Regions from separate parts of the Homo sapiens genome. Here region 2 is linked to region 1. The links are chromatin loops, found by intact Hi-C in ENCODE. Cell type or tissue: mammary epithelial cell. All regions are shown on one strand. Each heading gives the region's core, and the rest is flanking DNA. Links, peaks and the distances in the headings are about the cores only.

Evidence for each region. Hi-C counts contacts between places; a loop is a spot of excess contacts. Peaks named below come from ENCODE experiments on the same cell type or tissue, not always from the same donor. Only the 100,000 strongest peaks of a DNase experiment are listed, where the experiment ranks them.
Region 2: a loop joins it to region 1, with 21 times the contacts of the local background. A loop is called at or near these places in 3 of 110 quality-filtered maps.

What each region holds. Positions count from the first base shown.
Region 1 is chr18:45,769,088-45,779,437 of GRCh38, reverse strand. It overlaps LOC105372093 (a long non-coding RNA gene), which reads left to right. Exons shown (of 10, transcript XR_935423.3): 3 at 1,164-1,332. Among named protein-coding and RNA genes, the nearest start is that of SLC14A1, 50 kb to the right of the region's middle. In mammary epithelial cell, for the core only: no CTCF peak of the experiment used is centred there; DNase peaks (open chromatin) are centred at 1,827 and 5,097; H3K4me3 peaks cover 486 bases; H3K27ac peaks cover 2,233 bases.
Region 2 is chr18:45,694,353-45,704,702 of GRCh38, reverse strand. All of the region lies in intron 6 of LOC105372093 (a long non-coding RNA gene), which reads left to right. Among named protein-coding and RNA genes, the nearest start is that of SLC14A1, 25 kb to the left of the region's middle. In mammary epithelial cell, for the core only: no CTCF peak of the experiment used is centred there; no DNase peak of the experiment used is centred there.

The sequences.
Region 1 (10,350 bases), core at 1,393-9,392:
GATTACCAGGCACTCTAAAGCAACATTATAATATACTCAAGAAAACAAAGACCTGGCCGGGTGTGGTGGCTCACGCCTGTAATCCCAGCACTTTGGGAGGCCGAGGTGGGCGGATCACCTGAGGTCAGGAGTTCGAGACCAACCTGGTCAGTATGGTGAAACCCCACCTCTACTAAAAATACAAAAATTAGCCAGGTGTGGTGGCAGGCACCTGTAATCCCAGTTACTCAGGAAGCTGAGGCAGGGGAATGGAATCGCTTGAACCCGGGAGGTGAAGCTTGCGGTGAGGAGAGATTGTGCCATTGCACTCTAGCCTGGGCAACAGAGCAAGACTCCGTCTCAAAAACAAAAACAAAAACAAACAAAGAAAGTAAAGGCCAAACTTGAAATTTGTTGGCAAGGATTGGAAATTGGAAGCTATAAAAAGTAATTGTCCACATTTGATAGAGAACCTCTAGAAACACTCTAATTAAAAATATAATAACCAAAATCAAGATCTCAATGATGTATTTAGCAGCAAATAAATACAGTTAATGAAAGAACTAGGAGAAAGGTCAAAAGCAACTATCCAGACTTAACTCAGGAAAAAGCATGAAAATTCAGAGGAGTCAGAGACATATGCAGTTTGATCAGCATGTATGCTAAATGTGTACCTATTCAAATGGGATCCCCAATGGAGAGAAGAGAGTGAGCATTTGAAAAGATAATGGTTGAGAATTCCCCCAAACAGATAAAAATCCTACGAATCTCAAGCAGCATAAATAAAATGTACTCATACCTAGACATATCATAGTCCAATTTCAGAAGACCAAAATCAAAGAGAAAAATTTTAAAAGCAGACAAGTGACAATAGACAGAAGCAACAATTAGAATGCTGGTAAACCAGGTGCAGTGGTGCCTGCCTGTAGTCCAAGCTACTCAAGAGGCTGAGGCGGGTGGGAGGATTGCTTGAGGCCAGGAGTTCGAGGCTGCAGTGAGCTATGATTGCACCTGTGACTAGCCATGGCACTCCAACCTGGGCAACACTGTGAGACCCTCATCTCCAAGAACAAAAAGAATGACAGCAGACTTCTCAAAAATGATAACAGAAATAAGAAAATAGTAGAATGATATTTTCAATTTGGCCAATCTAGAATTCTACACCTAGTAAAAATATTTTTCAGTAATCATGGTAAAATAAAGTCAGTGAAATAAAAACTGAAAGAAGCTGCCACCAAGAGACCTGCACTAAAGGAAATTCTGACAGATATTCTTTGGGTAAAGAGAAGATCCCAGATGAAAGCTTGGAGATGAAGGAAAAATTGAAGAGGAATGAAAATGGAAACAACACAGGTAAATATAAATGAATACTGACTATGCAAAATGAAAATAATAATGACTAGTGGGGTTTAAAATACATACTCAAGATCCATGATAACGATAGCAAGTCAGGAGGGAGGTAATAGAGTTAAAGTGTTCTAAGGTCCTTGCATTGTCTGGGAGGACGGAAAATTAAGAGTTAACATTAATGTTTAATAAATCAATGATATATGTTGTAATTTCAAGAGTGGCCACTAATAGCCTAATAAAAGTATGAAAAATCCTCCCATCAAGCCCACTTTCAGTGGCATATGTAGTGCCACCACCAGTTCTATCTTTGACTTTCACAGCTCCCCTTCATAGCATCTCTGCTATTTGCTACAGCTATTAGATATATTCACTGCCCCAGACAATGTTGATTGTTCCAGTCTCTGTTCATTTATTAGTCTATTCTCTGCTCCTGGGAGGCTTTCTTCTCATATCTGTTCACATCCTTTTCTGTCCAGTCATCATGCAATTTCTGCCTCTGCCCCAATCATGTTTCCCCTAACTACTCTGCCACCCACAGTTTCTCTGTCCACCAAACTCCTAAATCCTTAATGGAATGACTCACTTAAGATTGGATTTATTATACACTTATTACGTTGTGGCTATTTGGAGAATATGTTTTATTTTTCCTAAAATAGAGGTTCCTTGAGGATAAGGATCATGTCTTTAATAAGTTTTTAACTCCTATGTGTCTATCACTATGCCTTGCCAAGGAGACACTTTGTGTTTTATTTGTACTCTGTGTAAATAATTTTTACAGAAATAGGTAACCATGGAAAGCCATTTAATATCTGTGAGTTGTTTTACAGCTGTTAAAATGATTAAAACAATACCTACTCTAATTCTTAAGGTTGATGAGAAGTTGAAATGGGCTAATGGATATGAAATAATTTGTATTATGTAATGTACTATAAAGAATTACTAACAGTTGCTGGGTGTGGTGGCTAATCCCAGCACTTTGGGAGGTTGAGGTGGGTGGATCACCTGAGGTCAGGAGCTCGAGACCAGCCTGGCCAACATGGTGAAACCCCATCTCTACTAAAAATATAAAAATTTAGCTGAGGATGGTGGTGGGTGCCTGTAATCCCAGCTACTCGGGAGGCTGAGGCAGGAGAATCACTTGAACCTGGGAGGTGGAGGTTGCAGTGAGCCGAGATCGGGCCTGGGTGACAAGAGTGAAACTCCGTCTCAAAAAAAAAAAAAAATTACTAACAGTAATAAGCATTGATCAAATCATTGGGGTAACACGAAGAGCTTTAAATTATCAATGATTAGAGATCAAAAAGAACCAGAAAGCCACTATCTGAGCCCTCAGTTGACAAAAGGATTCAATTCATCCATTCATTCACTCATGCATTGATGATTACTGTAGTGGCTAACATTGTGTCAGACACTGAACGTGCAGAAGTACAAGTTTCTGCTCACACCTCGCTCAGTCTGGTGGGTGACCTGATAAAGGTGGTAAATGGATATAACATTTACAAGGTGCTACAACAACACAGAAGGGAGACACCTGACCTTGGGAGGTGTGAGATGGCCTTCCTGGAAGAGATAATCACAAAACAAGTCTTACAGGACAAATAGGAGATAGTAATGGAAGAAAAAGGCTATGTCAGGAAGAGCAGCATATGTAAGCCTGGGTTTCAAAGAGGAAATCTCTTTAGAGAAAGTTTTATCAGTTTTATGTAGATGAGAAAGACTGTTGCCTTAAGAGACTGGACAGTTACATGAGGACCACATCAGTGAGGGCCTTGTATGGCCTCATGAACCACATTAAAAAGTATCAGCTCTCTTCTGTGCAAGGGACTCGCCAGATCATTTAGTCCAGTTTGTCACCAAATGACAGCATGAATCAGAAACACTTGGAGGGCTGTTGAAAGACATTCCTGGGCTCTCCGCTGAGTCCCTCATTCAGTAGATCTAGGACTGGCCTATAGTTTTCATTTCTAACGAGGTCCCAGCTGATGCTGATGTTGCTGGTCTGGGGACCAATTTGAGAACCACTTCTCTAGTCCAGCCTTTTCTTTCAGATAAACCACTGAGCACTAGAGGTGAAATTCATTAACGAAAGTCGTCAGCTCAAATAGGGCAAACTAACCGAGCAACCAGAGCTGATATCCGCCTTCCCCTAAACCCTTCGCAGTGGAGCTGTCCCTTCCAGGATCATCAGTAGCCTTACCTCCCTCCCTCCCCTTCAAGAATCCCACCCCTTCAGTGCTCTGCTTTTAGCGTCTGTAAGGGAAGGAAATTGGTTGCACCAACTTATGTTAGGATTTACTTTTAAAGAAGGTCCTTAGGAAAGGCAGCGTTTTAACCTAAGGGAGTGCATTTTCAAGAGTGGATTTTCAGGCAGGGAGCGCAGCAGGCGTTTCCCGACATGCCCGTGAGCAAGACTCGATCACGGCCCAGAAACCCTGCTTTGCAGAGGTGACCACCCCGGCCCGCCCGGAAGAACCGGGCCCGAGCTGCCGCGCCGCCACGGTGACTCGGCCATAAGACCCGCCAGACGGGTAAGGTTCCTGGTCTGAGGCTGCCCCTTCGGCTTTGCACAGCTTCCTCGTGCCGCCGCGCCCCGCCGCTGATTCCACGCTGCGAAGCGTGGGCCCAAGCACTGCGGCACTTGAGTCATAGCTTCATAAGCGACTTTCCTGAGAATGCTAGGGCTTGGGGTGATATTACGGACGGTAGCGTAACGTCCCTTCGGAAGGAACCCAGCTTCCAGCAGCCCAGTGCGCCGCCCTTCTCCTTCCCCCCATTTCTTCCCGCCCAGCCAAGAGTGTCAGGCAAACCCTTCCCGGCTGCCGGCAACCCAACAGTTCCGCCTTCTTCAGGGTTCTCAAGCTCAGAGTCTTCCAACCTTCCAAATACAGCATTCTGCCCAGGAGGTATTTCTTAAGGTTGTTGAATTCTCTGAGTCTTGAAGCTTGTAGGTCATCCCCTGTGTCTGTCTTGTTCTCTGCAGTTTAAGACAGGCTTAATAATAGCAACTAATTTTATTATTATTATTAACAGCTGCCTGAACAATGTCATGCCCTGTCTCTTTAATTGATTCAGTATATTGCTCATGGGTCTTCCATCTACATTGTCCTTCATTAGGCATGTGGGGCATTCAAACATGGACAGCACACACTTTCTGCACTCCAGGAACTTAAATATAATGTTGGGAAAACAAATACCACAGGAAGAGTTAACATACCATTCTCCAGCATTTTAGGTAGGAATGATACACACATGTTACCATCTGTGAATGGTAGAAGAAAGTCACCTGAGTGGGCAGTGGAGGCTTCAGAAAGGAGGTGGGGCTTGAAGTGTACTTTGGTGGGCTAGGTAGCTATTAGTTGGGTGGACAGGAGAAGAGGGGTCCTTTCCACATTGGAAGTGGAGTAGGAGGGAAGTGAGGTGAGGAATGACATGACCAAGGTTGGGGATGGGAAGACTGACATAGGTGGGAGGTGTATGTTGACATGTGAACCTTCATCTCCAAGAGATACAGTCCTATCTTTGTATTTTGGGTGACCATCAGCCTTAGTAATGCAACAAGATGTGACACTCCCCTCCCTATCTGGCCCCACCTGAGACCTAAGACAAAGACTGAGTAACACAGTCCTGTGGGCTCTGGCTTTTATGCCTCCCTCAAAGCCACTGGGAAATGGCACATACCTTTGGCAGGCACATGAGGTCCAAACAGAGAAACAGGAAGCTGTCTGGGTTTTATGGGCAGCCACATAATAGAAGAGTGATGTTTGTCTTCTAGGGTGATGTTTATGATTAAGAAGACCTGTTTAAACATGGTTAGTGGGTTATTCAAACCCCATTTAGGGAGAGCTAAAGGAAACCTTAGTTTCTATGGGTTCTTAGTTAATAATCAGAGCAGGGCTGGAAGAGAAGGACAGGATGTGGTGAGCAGAGGGGAAGAGAGAGGATTCCCAGGGGAAGACTAAAGTTGATAAGACACTCTGAACATTACTTCATATACTAAGGCTTTATTTATTCTAACAGACCTTTTCTCCTTGAAAAGATAATAAAATCTGTAATATCATCACTTCAAAGGAAAGGAAGCATTAAATCATTTTAGATTCAGAGGGTAGCAAGTTTTAATTAGGACTTACTACTGGGGGAGGCAGTGGGAGTGGGCATCTTCTCACATCTGGTGTAAAATTGATGATCTTTTTCTGGTTTGTGTAGAAGGCTATGAATAGAAGATGGAGAAGAAACACCAGGGAGACTGCTTGGTGTTCAGGCCCTCTCCTCCTAGGTCTCTACACAAATGCTGCATTGATTTCTCTCTTCTAGTCTTCACCTTGGAGATTCTTTAGGGCTACTAAATTCTTCTTTTAAGGTGGGGCATGGTGGCTCACACCTGTAATCCCAGCACTTTGGGAGGCTGAGGCAGGTGAATCATTTTAGGTCAGGAGTTCGAGACCAGCCTGGCCAACTTGGTGAAACCCCGTCTCTACTAAAAATACAAAAAAATTAGCAGGGCTTAGTGGCACCTGCCTGTAATCTCAGCTACTCAGGAGGCTGAGGCAGGAGAATTAATTGAACCCAGGAGGTGGAGGTTGCAGTGAGCTGAGATCAAGCCACTGCACTCCAGTCTGGGTAACAGAGTGAGACTCTATTAAAAAAAAATTATTCCTTTAAAATGAAACACTTTAATGGGAGGAGAGGAAGGATAATAGAAGGGTAAAGAAGGAAGAAGGCCAACCTGGCAAACATGACAAAACCCTGTCTCTACTAAAAATACAAAAATTAACCTGGTGTGGTGGCACACACCTGTAATCCCAGCTACTCAGGAGGTGAGATGGGAGGACTGCTTGAACCCAGGAGGTGGAGGTTGCAGTGAGCTGAGATCATGGCATTGCACTGCAGCCTGGGTAAAAAGAAAGAAGGAGAAGGAGAAGGAGAGGGAAGGAGGGGGAGAGGGAGGGGGAGGGGGAGGGAAGAAGAAGAAAGAAGAAGAAGAAGGAAGAAGAAGGGAAAAGAAAGAAGGAGAAGGAGGAGAAGAAAGAAAAAAGAAGAAAGAAGGAAGAGAGGCATAAGACCAGAAGGATTCTAAGGTTTAGGGCATCTTGAGGGAAGAAGATCTGAGAGGGGATCTTCAGAGGACCTTGGAGAGAACTGGATTGTTGGGAAAGGGCATCAACAATGAACTGAGAATGCACTAGGACAGACTTTGCCTAATGTGTGCTCAGTGATAATACAAAAATTGTGTTAAATGCCAACTATGAGAAATTTGCTTCAGAACTCATGAGGGTTTTTCAGATTTCTCTTGCCACTTGAAAAACTAATCAGAAACGTAATGACCTAAATCAATAAGCCCATTGTATTATGTCTAGTGATTTTGTGGGTCAGAAATGAGCGGGGGGGCTCTGCTAGATGATTCTGCTATTCTCTATGGAGTCTATGAAGATCACTTAATGGTACTCTGCTACCATTTAAGAGGAAGAAGTGGAAAAAGTCAACTAATAAATATTCTTTGAGCACCTACTTAGTATGGCACAGGCTCTGCTGCCAGAATGTAGCAGTCTCTTCCAACCTGTATGGCCTTGCAAGAGTCACTTAGCTTCTCTAAGTGTCAGTTTTGTAGGGAAACTTCCTCATGGTATTATTATGAAGTTCCAATGAGATCATATATATGAGTACCTATTAAATATAAGTTGGTGCTGCTGCTGTTTTTGTTTCTCTGGGAAAGCTATCTTGCTTATGTGTGGAAGCCCAAGGATATAGCAGACACGATCCCTATTATTAAGCAGCTTAGAGAGACAAGCCCTACACCACAGATGGATAATATAACAATGCACGATAGCAGTGACAAGTGCTGGCTTAACATGGGAGATTAGTGGAAGGGAGATGACTGTGATCCTACAGGACTTCATGGAAGGTGAACAGGTTTCAGATGAGTGAGTAGAAGAAGGGCATTCCAGGCTGCAGGGGAAGCCGAGATAAAGGGGAAAGCTGAAGGGATGTAGTAGGAGTATCGAGTAAGGTTCTTGTGGGGAAGTGGGGTTAGTTAAGCCTGGAAAGCAAGTGGGATGGACTGGAAGTTCTGAAATTCCACCATAAGCCCTTTATCCTGTTTTAAGTTGTTTTTCATGAATTTCCATTGAAATATTCTAAACAGGAACTTGCTGGAGTCCAAAGCTGCACCACAAGCAGGACATCTCATGGAAGTCTCATATTTCATCTCAGAAATTCATGTAATTTTTGTGTTTGGCTCAGCAATGTCTTCAGATTTATTTTTTCATATAAAAATAGTCTTTTAAATTACTTACCGTTGAGTAAAAGGGAAGGACCCAGTGAAGTATTCTTCAGCTTCCGTTCCTCCAGGCACGTGGTCTCATGCCACTGTGGGGCTGACCCCGGTGTGAGACATGAGGCCATGTAGGGTTTGGGTGAGCACAGACTGGAATGAAAGCAGTGTTCATAAATAGTCTACTGTGGGGGTGGGGGTAGGGGTGATGTGGAGACTAGTGGAGTTGCTGGAGGAGAGTGCCTGAGACTCTGAAATGAAGGGCTCGCTAGAAGCGGTGAGAGGACACCTTAATTTCTGCAGATCCAAGTTGACATCAGATGCAGTCACTTACTGGTGGCATGACCTGGTGAAGGTGTAACCTTTCTCAACCTCAGAGCTCTTACTCACTGTAAGCCAAACTTTATAATAGTGTCTTCCTTGAGGGGTTAGTGGGATTTGATTAAAGGTGATTTGTATGGTTTGGCTGTGTCCCCACCCAAATCTCATCTTGAATTGTAGCTCTCATAATTCCCACATGCTGTGGGAGGGACCAGGAGGGAGATAATTGAATCGTGGGGGCAGTTCCCCCATACTGTTCTTGAGGTAATGAATAAGTCTCACGAGGTCTGATGGTTTGATAAGGGGTTTCCTCTTTCACTTTGCTCTCATTCTCTCTTGCCTCCTTCTATGTAAGACATGCCTTTCAGGCCGGGTGCAGTGGCTCACGCCTGTAATCCCAGCACTTTGGGAGGCCAAGGTGGATGGATCACCTGAGGTCAGGAGTTCGAGACCAGCCTGGCCAACATGGTGAAACCCTGTCTCTACTAAAAATACAAAAATTAGCTGGGTGTGGTGGTGGGCACCTGTAATCCCAGCTACTCAGGAGGCTGAGGCAGGAGAATGGCTTGAACCGGGGAGGCGGAGGTTGCAGTGAGGTGAGATCACGCCATTGCACTCCAGCCTGGGCAACAAGAGTGAAACTCCATCTCAAAAAACAAACAAAAACAAAACAAAACATGCCTTTCACCTTCCACCATGATTGTGAGGCCTCCCCAACCACATGTAACTGTGAGTCCGTTAAACCTCTTTCCCTTATAAATTATTCAGTCTTGGGTATGTCTTTAATAGCAGTGTGAGAACAGGCTAATGCAGTAATAAGTAAGTTTCTAATAGTTCCTGCACCTAATGGGGACTTAGCACTGTGAGTCTTCCTTTCCAATCCTCTTTTCCGTCTTTCTCTCCATGCCTCCCTGCCTTGTGCCTCCAGCATGATGAAGTGGCAGTGGGAATTCAGGCAAGGAAGTAATGGCTGTATCTCTTCTTCCAAAGCCCACCATCAATTTCCCCTATGTTTCTGAGTCACTTAGCCTCAGTTCCAGTTTCCACATCTGCAGAATGGGAAAACTTCCTCATGAATATTAGGAGGTTCAAATGAGGTCACATATGAATACTCAGTAAATTTCAGTCCTTTAAATTGTCCCAAGTGTCTTCCATCTTTAAAAGAATCACCTTCCCGTCTCCCATCCAGCACTGGTTGCCTCCCTCTTTTAAATTCTTTACAGATTCGCTTCACCAAGGTTTTCCAACTCATTGTCCTCACTTCCTACCTCCCACCTCCCATTCTCTCTTAAATCTAAGGCTCTCTGGCTTTGCGCCCACCACTCCAAGCTGTGCCTCCCAAGATCATCAGGGACCTCTTCATTGTGGAATCTCATGGACAACCTTTTGGAAACAGTGGCCATGATTAACACTCCTTTCCTAAAATCTTTTCTTCCTTTGAATTTTGTAGTACCCACTCTCATAGTTTTCCTTCTGCCTCTCTGGTGACTCTTAGCTTTTCTTATGCCCATTTTCTTCTGTTGCAGCTTAAAGGCTGATTTTTTTCCCTGGGGTTTTATGTTCATCTTCTTCTCACTCTTAATTCTTTCCTGGGGTCATTTTATTGGCTTGTGGTTTGATTTATCATCTGCTGCCTAAATCACTGTCTTAAGTCTCAGGCCATTACGGTCAACTGCCTCCTGGGAGGCTTTACTTGGATTCTTCTGCCCCAACCTTTGCAACTTGCTTCCTTTCTGTGTTTGACTTTTCACTGACTGTCACCACCTCAGGTGCCCGAAGTAGTCATTGCTGACTATCCCCTTTGTCTTATTCTTCAAGTGAAATCAATCACTAAGTCTTAGTTCTACAACTCAAAGTGCTTTAGGGAATTTTCCTTTTATCCGTCCCACTACCATTCTCTTGTGTCAGACTTTCATTGTTTCCTACCTGGAGTGTTGCACTAACTTTCTTACTAGTCTCCCTAGTTGGAATACTGCTCTGCTACAGCCCATTCTCTACATGCAGCTAGAGTTGCTCCCCAGCCTTGAACCTTCCAGTGCCTCTCTATTGCCTTCAGGACAAAGCCCACATTCCTGTACTTGTGTGCAATGAAGGCCACTCATGCTCTCGCCTTGCTTACTTTTCCAGCCTCACCATTCACCACTCTGGGATAGGTTGCAAATGAATGAACTACCTGTAGTTTGTATACTTCATTTGATGCTTTTCTTCCAGATCTTGGTGTGTGTTAGTTCACCTGGCCAGTATCCTACAATTTCTCCAACACTTTTGTGACTAACACGTATTAAGCCTTCAGAATTCAGTTTTGCAGATGTCTTCTTGGATAAGCCTTTGATAATCTGTATGTTCCAGGTCTGTTCTAGGTCTCATTCGAGAGCTCATTGTACTTTGATTATTTTGATGGTAGTGAGATGTGCAAATGTAGGACCTCAAGA
Region 2 (10,350 bases), core at 1,548-9,547, 75 kb after region 1:
TTACATGTTAAAATGCAATCCCCAATGTTGGAGATGGGGCCTAGTGGGAGATGATTGCATCATGGGAGCAGTTTCTTATGGTTTAACACCATCCACTCCTGGTGCTGTCATCATGATAGTGAGTTCTCATGAGATCTGGTTGTTTAAAAGTATGTTTAAAAGTATGTGGCACCTCCCCCTCTCCCTCTCACTCCTGCTACTGCCGTGTAAAACACCTACTCCTGCTTTGCCTTCTGCCATGAGTAAAAGCTCTCTGAGGCCTCCTCAGAAGCAGATGCCACCATGCTTCCTATACAGCCTGTAGAATCATGAGCCAATTAAACTTCTTTTCTTATAAATTAACCAGTCTCAGATATTTCTTTATTGCAATGTGAAAATAAACAAATCCAGAAAATTGGTACCAAGGACTGGGGCATTGCTATAAAGATATCTCAAAATGTGGAAACAACTTTGGAACTGGGTAATGGGCAGAGATTGGAAGAGTGTGGAGGGCTCAGAAGGAGACAGAAAGGTGAGGGAAAATTTGAAATTTTCTAGAGACATGTTAAATTGTTGTGACTGAAATGCTAAGAGTGATATGGACAATGAAGTCCAGGCTGAGGAGGTCTCAGATGAAAATTAGGAACTTATTGGGAACTGGAGTAAAGGTCACTTTTGTTGTGCTTTAGCAAAGAGCCTGGGTGTATTGTGATCCTTCTCTAGGGATCTATGGAACTTTGAACTTGAGAGTGATGATTTAGGTTATCTGGGGGAAGACATTTCCAAATAGTAAAGCATTCAAGAAGTAGCCTGGCTGTTTCTAATAACCTATGCTCAATGTGTGAGCAAAGAAACAACCTGAAACTGGAACTTATATTTAAAAGGGAAGCAGAGTGTAAAAGTTCAGAAAATTTGCAGCCTGGCAATGTGGTAGGAAAGAAAAGCCCATTTTCATGGGGAGGAATTCAAGCAGGCTACAGAAATTTGCATAAGTGGAATGGAGCCAAATCACAACAGCCGAGACAATGGGGGAAAAGGCCTCAGGCATTTCAGAGACCTTTGCAGCAGCCCCTCCCATCACAGGCCCAGAGGCCTAGAAGGAAAGAATGGTTTCATGAGCCAGGCCCAGGGCACTGCAGCCCTGCACAGTCTTGAGACACTGGACCGTGTATCCCAGTTACTCCAGCTTCAGCTGTGGCTAAAAAGGACCCAGGTACACCTTGGGCCACTGCTTCAGAGGGTGCAAGCTAGAAGCCTTGGTGGCTTCCATGTGGTGTTAAGCCTGCAGGTGCACAGAGAGCAAGAGTTAAGGCTTGAGAGCCTCCACCTAGATTTCATAGGATGTATGGAAAAGCCTGCTGCAGAGGAAGAGCCCTCATGGAAAACCTCTGCTAAGGCAGTGTGGAATGGAAATGTGGGGTTGGACCCCCCCCAACATAGACCCCCTGGGGCACTGCCTAGTCAAGCTGTGAGAAAAGGGTCACCATCCTCCAGACCCCAGAATTGTAGACCCACCAAAGTCTTGCACTATGTACCTGGAAAAGCTGCAAACACTCAACACCAGCCCTTAAGAGCAGCCATGCAGGCTGAACACTGCAAAGCCACAGGGATAAACCTGCCCTGTGAGCCCACAGGGATGGATCTTCCCATGACTCCCCTGCTGGGTTTTAGAATTGCAGGAGGCCTATTCACCCTTTCTTTTGGCTGATCTCTCCCTTTTGGAATGAGAGTATTTACCCAATGCCTATATATCCATTGTATCTTGGAAATAACTAATTTGTGTTTCATTTTACAGGCTAATAGGCAGAAGCGACTAGCCTTGTCTCAGATGAGACTTTGGACTTTGGACTTTTGAGTTAATGCTGGAATGAGTTAAGACTTTGCAGGAATGTTGGGAAGGCATGATGGGATTTTTCAATGTGAGAAGGATATGAGGTTTGAGAGGGGCCAGGGATGGAATGATATGATTTGGATCTGAGTCCCTGTCCAAATCTCATGATTCAACATGTAATCCCCAGTGTTGGAGGTGGGGCCTGGTGGAAGGTGATTGGATCATGAGGGTGGTTTCTCATGGTCTAACACCATCCTCCTTGGAGCTGTCATCACAATAGTGAGTTCTCATGAGATCTGGTTGTTTAAAAGTGCGTGGCACCTCCTCACTCTGTCTCGGTCCTTCTCCTGCCATGTAAGATGTCTGCTCCTGCTTTGCCTTCTGCCATGAGTAAAATCTCCCTGAGGCCTACACAGAAGCTGATGCTGCCATGCTTCCTGTACAGCCTGCAGAACTGTGAGCCAATTAAACCCATTTTTCTTTAGAAATTACCCAGTCTTAGGTATTTCTTTATAGCAATGTGAGAATAGACTAATACAAGCATTGAGTCTATACACTGCTTTGAGCAGTATGGTTATTCTAACTATTGATTCTTCCTATCCATGAGCATGGAAAGTTTTTCCATTTGTTTGTGTCATCTCTGATTTCTTTGAGCAGTGTTTTGTGATTCTCATTGTAGGATCTTTCACCTCCCTTGTTAAGTGTATTCCTGGATATTTTATTCTTTTTGTCGTTATTGTGAATGGGATCGCATTCTTGATTTGACTCTCAGCTTAGACATTGTTGGTGTACAGAAATGCTACTTTTGTACATAATTTTTGTATGCTGAAACTTTGCTGAAGTTTTTAAAATCAGAAATAGGAGATTTTGGGCAGCAACCATGGGGTTTTCGAGGTATAAAATCATACCATCTTCAAACAGAGATAGTTTGAATTCTTCTCTTTTTCTATTAATGCCTTTTATTTCTTTTTCTTGCCTATTTGCTCTGGCTAGGACTTCCAGTACTATGTTGAATAGGAGCAGTGAGAAGCATCCCTTTTTTGCTCTGTTTCTCAAAGGGAATCATTCCAGCTTTTGCTTATTTAGTATGATGTTGGCTATGGGTTTGTCATAGATGGCTCTTGTTATTTTGAGGTATGTTTCATTAATGCTTAGTTCGTCAAGGGGTTTAAACATGAAGATATAATGGATTTTATTGAAAGACTTCTGCATCTATTGAGATGATCATGTGGTTTTTGTTTTTAGTTCTGTTTATGTGAAGAATCACATTTATTGATTTACATGTGTTGAACCAAACTTGCATCTCAGGGATAAAGCCTACTTGATCATGGTGGATTAGCCTTTTGATGTGCTAGTGGATTCAGTTTGCTAGTATTTTGTTGAGTATTTTTGCATTTATGTTCATCAAAGATATTGGCTTGAAGTTTCCTCTTTTTGTTGTGTCTCTGCCAGGTTTTGCTATCAGGATAATGCTGGGCTCATTGAATGAGTTGTGGAGGAGTCCCTCCTCCTTATTTGTTGGAATAGTTTAAGTAGGAATGGTACCCCCTCTTTCTTTATATACATCTGGTAGAATTCACTAGTGAATCCATCTGGTTCTGGGCTTTTTCTGGTTGGCAGGCTTCTTATTACTGATTCAATTTCGGAACTTGCTATTGGTCTCTTCAGAGATTCAGTTTCTTCCTGGTTGAATCTTGGGAGATTGTATGTTTCCAGGGATTTATCCATTGTTTCATGTTTTGTAGGTTGTGTGCCTAGAAATGTTCATAGCAGTGTTGGAGGGTTTAATTTTTGCATTTCTGTGGGGTTGACGGTAATCTCCCTTTGTTATTTCTGATTGTGTTTATTTAGATCTTCTCTTTTTTAATTCATCTAGCTAACAGTCTATTAATCTTATTTATTCTTTCAAATAACTAACTCCTGGATTTGTTGACCTTTTGTGTGGTTTTTCACATCTCAGTTTACTTCAGTTCAGCTCTAATTTTAGTTATTTCTTGTCTTCTGTAACTTTGGGGTTGGTTTGCTCTTGTTTCTCTAGTTCTTCTTGATGTGAATTAAGTTGTTAATTTGAGATCTTTCTAACTTTTTGACATAAGATAATGCTATAAAATTTCCTCTTAACACTGTTTTAGGTGTGTCCCAGAAATTCTGGTATGTTGTATCTTTGCTCTCATTAGTTTGAAATAATTTCTTGATTTCTGCCTCAATTTCATTGTGTACTCCAAAGTCATTTAGGAGCAGGTTGTTTAGTTGTTTAATTTTCATGTAATTGTATGGTTTTGAGCAATTTTCTTAGTAGTTTTTTTTATTATACTTTAAGTTTTAGGGTACATGTGCACAACGTGCAGGTTAGTTACACATGTATACGTGTGTCATGTTGGTGTGCTGCACCCAGTAACTAGTCATTTAACATTAGGTATATCTCCAAATGCTATCCCTCCCCCCTCCCCCCACCCCACAACAGGCCCCGGTGTATGATGTTCCCCTTCCTGTGTCCATGTGTTCTCATTGTTCAATTCCCACCTACGAGTGAGAACATGTGGTGTTTGTTTTTTTTGTCCTTGCGATAGTTTGCTGAGAATGATGGTTTCCAGCTTCATCCATGTCCCTACAAAGGACGTGAACTCATCATGTTTTATGGCTGCATAGTATTCCATGGTGTATATGTGCCACATTTTCTTAATCCAGTCTATCATTGTTGGACATTTGGTTGGTTCCAAGTCTTTGCTATTGTGAATAGTGCTGCAATAAACATATGTGTGCATGTGTCTTTATAGCAGCATGATTTATAATCCTTTGGGTATATACTCAGTAATGGAATGGCTGGGTCAAATGGTATTTCTAGTTCTAGATCCCTGAGGAATTGCCACACTGACTTCCACAATGGTTGAACTAGTTTACAGTCCCACCAACAGTGTAAAAGTGTTCCTATTTCTCCACATCCTCTCCAGCACCTGACTTTTTAATGATCGCCATTCTAACTGGTGTGAGATGGTATCTCATTGTGGTTTCGATTTGCATTTCTCTGATGGACAATGATGTTGAGCATTTTTTCATGCAGTTTTTGGCTGCATAAATGTCTTCTTTTGAGAAGTGTCTGTTCATATCCTTTGCCCACTTTTTGATGGGGTTGTTTGTTTTTTTCTTGTAAATGTGTTGGAGTTCATTGTAGATTCTGGATATTAGCCTTTTGTCAGATGAGTAGATTGCAAACGTTTTCTCCCATTCTGTAGGTTACCTGTTCACTCTGATGGTAGTTTCTTTTGCTGTGCAGAAGTTCTTTAGTTTAATTAGATCCCATTTGTCAATTTTGGCTTTTGTTGCCATTGCTTTTGGTGTTTTAGACATGAAGTCCTTGCCCATGACTATGTCCTGAATGGTATTGCTTAGGTTTTCTTCTAGGGTTTTTATGGCTTTAGGTCTAACATGTAAGTCTTTAATCCACTTTGAATTAATTTTTGTATAAGGTGTAAGGAAGGGATCCAGTTTCAGCTTTCTACATATGGCTAGCCAGTTTTCCCAGCACCATATATTAAATAGGGAATCCTTTCCCCATTTCTTTTTTGTCAGTTTTGTCAAAGATCAGATGGTTGTAGATATGTGGCATTATTTCTGAGGGCTCTGCTCTGTTCCATTGGTCTATATCTCTGTTTTGGTACCAGTACCATGCTGTTTTGGTTACTGTAGCCTTGTAGTATAGTTTGAAGTCAGGTAGCGTGATGCCTCCAGCTTTGTTCTTTTGGCTTAGGATTGTCTTGGCAATGCGGGCTCTTTGTTGGTTCCATATGAACTTTAAGGTAGTTTTTCCAATTCTGTGAAGAAAGTCATTGGTAGCTTGATGGGGATGGCATTGAATCTGTAAATTACCTTGGGCAGTATGACCATTTTCACAATATTGATTCTTCCTATCCATGAGCATGGAATGTTCTTCCATTTGTTAGTATCCTCTTTGATTTCATTGAGCAGTGGTTTGCAGTTCTCCTTGAAGAGGTCCTTCACATCCCTTGTAAGTTGGATTCCTAGGTGTTTTATTCTCTTTGAAGCAATTGTGAATGGGAGTTCACTCATGATTTGGCTCTCTGTTTGTCTGTTATTGGTGTATAAGAATGCTTGTGATTTTTGCACATTGATTTTGTATCCTGAGACTTTGCTGAAGTTGCCTATCAGCTTGAGATTTTGGGCTGAGATGATGGGGTTTTCTAGATATACAATCATGTCATCTGCAAACAGGGACAATTTGACTTTCTCTTTTCCTAATTGAATAGCGTTTATTTCCTTCTCCTGCCTGATTGCCCTGGCCAGAACTTCCAACACTATGTTGAATAGGAGTGGTGAGAGAGGGCATGCCTGTCTTGTGCCAGTTTTCAAAGGGAATGCTTCCAGTTTTTGTCCATTGAGTATGATATTGGCTGTGGGTTTGTCATAGATAGCTCTTATTATTTTGAGATACATCCCATCAATACCTAATTTATTGAGAGTTTTTAGCATGAAGAGTTGTTGAATTTTGTCAAAGGCCTTTTCTGCATCTATTGAGATAATCATATGGTTTTTGTTGTTGGTTCTGCTTATATGCTGGATTATGTTTATTGATTTGTGTATGTTGAACCAACCTTGCATCCCAGGGATGAAGTCCACTTGATCATGGTGGATAAGCTTTTTGATGTGCTGCTGGATTCGGTTTGCCAGTATTTTTTGAGGATTTTTGCATCAATGTTCATCGGGGATATTGGTCTAAAATTCTCTTTTTTGTTGTGTCTCTGCCAGGCTTTGGTATCAGGATGATGCTGGCCTCACAAAGTGAGTTAGGGAGGATTCCCTCTTTTTCTATTGATTGGAATAGTTTCAGAAGGAATGGTACCACCTCCTCCTTGTACCTCTGGTAGAATTCGGCTGTGAGTCCATCTGGTCCTGGACTTTTTTTGGTTGCTAAGCTGTTAATTATTGCCTCAATTTCAAAGCCTGTTATTGGTCTATTCAGAGATTCAACTTCTTCCTGGTTTAGTCTTGGGAGGGTGTATGTGTCGAGGAATTTATCCATTTCTTGTAGATTTTCTAGTTTATTTGCGTAGAGGTGTTTATAGTATTCTCTGATGGTAGTTTGTATTTCTGTGGGATTGGTGGTGATATCCCCTTTGTCATTTTTTATTGCGTCTATTTGATTCTTCTCTCTTTTCTTCTTTATTAGTCTTGCCAGTGGTCTATCAATTTTGTTGATCTTTTCAAAAAACCAGCTCCTGGATTCATTGATTTTTTGAAGCGTTTTTTGTGTCTCTATTTTCTTCAGTTCTGCTCTGATCTTAGTTATTTCTTGCCTTCTGCTAGCTTTTGAATGTGTTTGCTCTTGCTTCTCTAGTTCTTTTAATTGTGATGTTAGGGTGTCAATTTTGGATCTTTCCTGCTTTCTCTTGTGGGCATTTACTGCTATAAATTTCCCTCTACACACTGCTTTGAATGTGTCCCAGAGATTCTGGTATGTTGTGTGTTTGTTCTCGCTGGTTTCAAAGAACATCTTTATTTCTGCCTTCATTTCGTTATGTATGCAGTAGTCATTCAGGAGCAGGTTGTTCGGTTTCCATGTAGTTGAGTGGTTTTGAGTGAGTTTCTTAATCCTGAGTTCTAGTTTGATTGCACTGTGGTCTGAGAGACAGTTTGTCATAATTTCTTTTCTTTTACATTAGCTGAGGAGTGCTTTACTTCCAACTATGTGGTCAATTTTGGAATAAGTGTGGTTTGGTGCTGAGAAGAATGTATATTCTGTTGTTTTGGGGTGGAGAGTTCTGTAGATGTCTATTAGGTCCACTTGGTGCAGAGCTGAGTTCAATTCCTGGATATCCTTCTTAACTTTCTGTCTCGTTGATCTGTCTAATGTTGACAGTGGGGTGTTAAGTCTCCCATTATTATTGTGTGGGAGTCTAACTCTCTTTGTAGGTCTCTAAGGACTTGTTTTATGAATCTGGGTGCTCCTGTATTGGGTGCATACATATTTAGGATAGTTAGCTCTTCTTGTTGAATTGATCCCTTTACCATTATGTAATGGCCTTCTTTGTCTCTTTTGATTTTAGTTGATTTAAAGTCTGTTTTATCAGAGACTAGGGTTGAAACCCCTGCCTTTTTTTTGTTTTCCATTTGCTTGGTAGATCTTCCTCCATCCCTTTATTTTGAGCCTATGTGTGTCTCTTCATGTGAGATGGGTTTCCTGAATACAGCACACTGATGGGTCTTGACTCTTTATCCAATTTGCCAGTCTGTGTCTTTTAATTGGAGCATTTAGCCCATTTACATTTAAGGTTAATATTGTTATGTGTGAATTCGATCCTGTCATTATGATGTTAGCTGGTTATTTTGCTCGTTAATTGATGCAGTTTCTTCCTAGCCTCAATGGTCTTTACAATTTCGCATGTTTTTGCAGTGGCTGGTACTGTTTGTTCCTTTCCATGTTTAGTGCTTCCTTCAGGAGCTCTTTTAGAGCAGGCCTGGTGGTGACAAAATCTCTCAGCATTTGCTTGTCTGTAAAGTATTTTATTTCTCCTTCACTTATGAAGCTTAGTTTGGCTGGATATGAAATTCTGGGTTGAAAATTCTTTTCTTTAAGAATGTTGAATATTGGCCCCCACTCTCTTCTGGCTTGTAGAGTTTCTGCTGAGAAATCAGTTTTTAGTCTGATGGGCTTCCCTTTGTGGGTAACCCGACCTTTCTCTCTGGCTGCCCTTAACATTTTTTCCTTCATTTCAACTTTGGTGAATCTGACAATTATGTGTCTTGGAATTGCTCTTCTCGAGGAGTATCTTTGTGGCGTTCTCTGTATTTCCTGAATTTGAATGTTGGGCTGCCTTGCTAGATTGGGGAAGTTCTCCTGGATAATATCCTGCAGAGTGTTTTCCAACTTTGTTCCATTCTCCCCGTCACTTTCAGGTACACCAACCAGATGTAGATTTGGTCTTTTCACACAGTCCCATATTTCTTGGAGGCTTTGTTCGTTTAGTTTTATTCTTTTTTCTCTAAACTTCTCTCTAACTTCATTTCATTCATTTGATCTTCCATCACTGATACCCTTTCTTCCAGTTGATCACATCAGCTACTGAGGCTTGTGCATTCGTCACATAGTTCTCATGCCTTGGTTTTCAGCTCCATCAGGTCCTTTAAGGACTTCTCTGCATTGGTTGTTCTAGTTATCCATTCATCTAATTTTTTTTCAAGGTTTTTAACTTCTTTGCCATGGGTTCGAACTTCCTCCTTTAGCTTGGAGTAGTTGGATCGTCTGAAGCCTTCTTCTCTCAACTTGTCAAAGTCATTCTCCATCCAGCTTTATTCCATTGCTGATGAGGAGTTGCATTCCTTTGGAGGAGGAGAGGCACTCTTTTTAGAGTTTCCAGTTTTTCTGTTCTGTTTTTTCCCCATCTTTGTGCTTTTATCTACCTTTGGTCTTTGATGATGGTGACATACAGATGGGGTTTTGGTGGGGATGTTCTTTCTGTTTGTTAGTTTTCCTTCTAACAGTCAGGACCCTCAGCTGCAGGTCTGTTGGAGTTTGCTAGAGGTCCATACCAGACCCTGTTCCTGAGTATCAGCAGTGGAGGCTGCAGTACAGTGGATATTGGTGAACAGCAAATGTTGCTGCCTGATCGTTCCTCCGGAAGTTTTGTCTCAGAGGAGTACCCAGCCGTGTGAAGTGTCAGTCTGCTCCTACTGGGGGGTGCTTCCCAGTTAGGCTACTCGGGGGTTAGGTACCCACTTGAGGAGGCAGTCTGTCCATTCTCACATCTCCAGCTGCATGCTGGGAGAACCACTACTCTCTTCAAAGCTGTTAGACAGGAACATTTAAGTCTGCAGAGGATTCTGCTGCCTTTTGTTTGGCAATGCCCTGCCCCCAGAGGTGGAGTCTACAGAGGCAGGCAGGCCTCCTTGAGCTGCAGTGGGTTCCACCCAGTTCCAGCTTCCCGGCTGCTTTGTTTACCTACTCAAGCCTCAGCAATGGCGGGCGCCCCTCCCCCAGCCTCGCTGCCGCCTTGCAGTTTGATCTCAGACTGCTGTGCTAGCAATGAGTGAGGCTCCATGGACATAGGACCCTCGGAGCCAGGCACGGGATATAATCTCCTGGTGTGCCGTTTGCTAAGACCTTTGGAAAAGCACAGTATTAGGGTGGGAGTGACCCGATTTTCCAGGTTCTGTCTGTCACCCCTTTCTTTGACTAGGAAAGGGAATTCCCTGACCCCTTGCACTTCCCAGGTGAGGCAATGCCTTGCCCCGCTTTGGCTCATGCTCGGTGCGCTGCACTCACTGTCCCACATCCACTTTCCGACACTCCCCAGTGAGATGAACCTGCTACCTCAGTTGGAAATGCAGAAATCACCCGTCTTCTGCGTCGCTCACACTGGGAGCTGTAGACTGAAGTTGTTCTTATTCGGCCATCTTGGCTCTTCATGTCAGTAGTTTTTTTTTTTTTTTTTTTTTTTTTTTGAGACAGAGTCTTGCTCTGTCACCCAGGCTGGAGTGCAGTGGTGCAGTCTCAGCTCACTGCAATCTCTGCCTCGCGGGTTCAG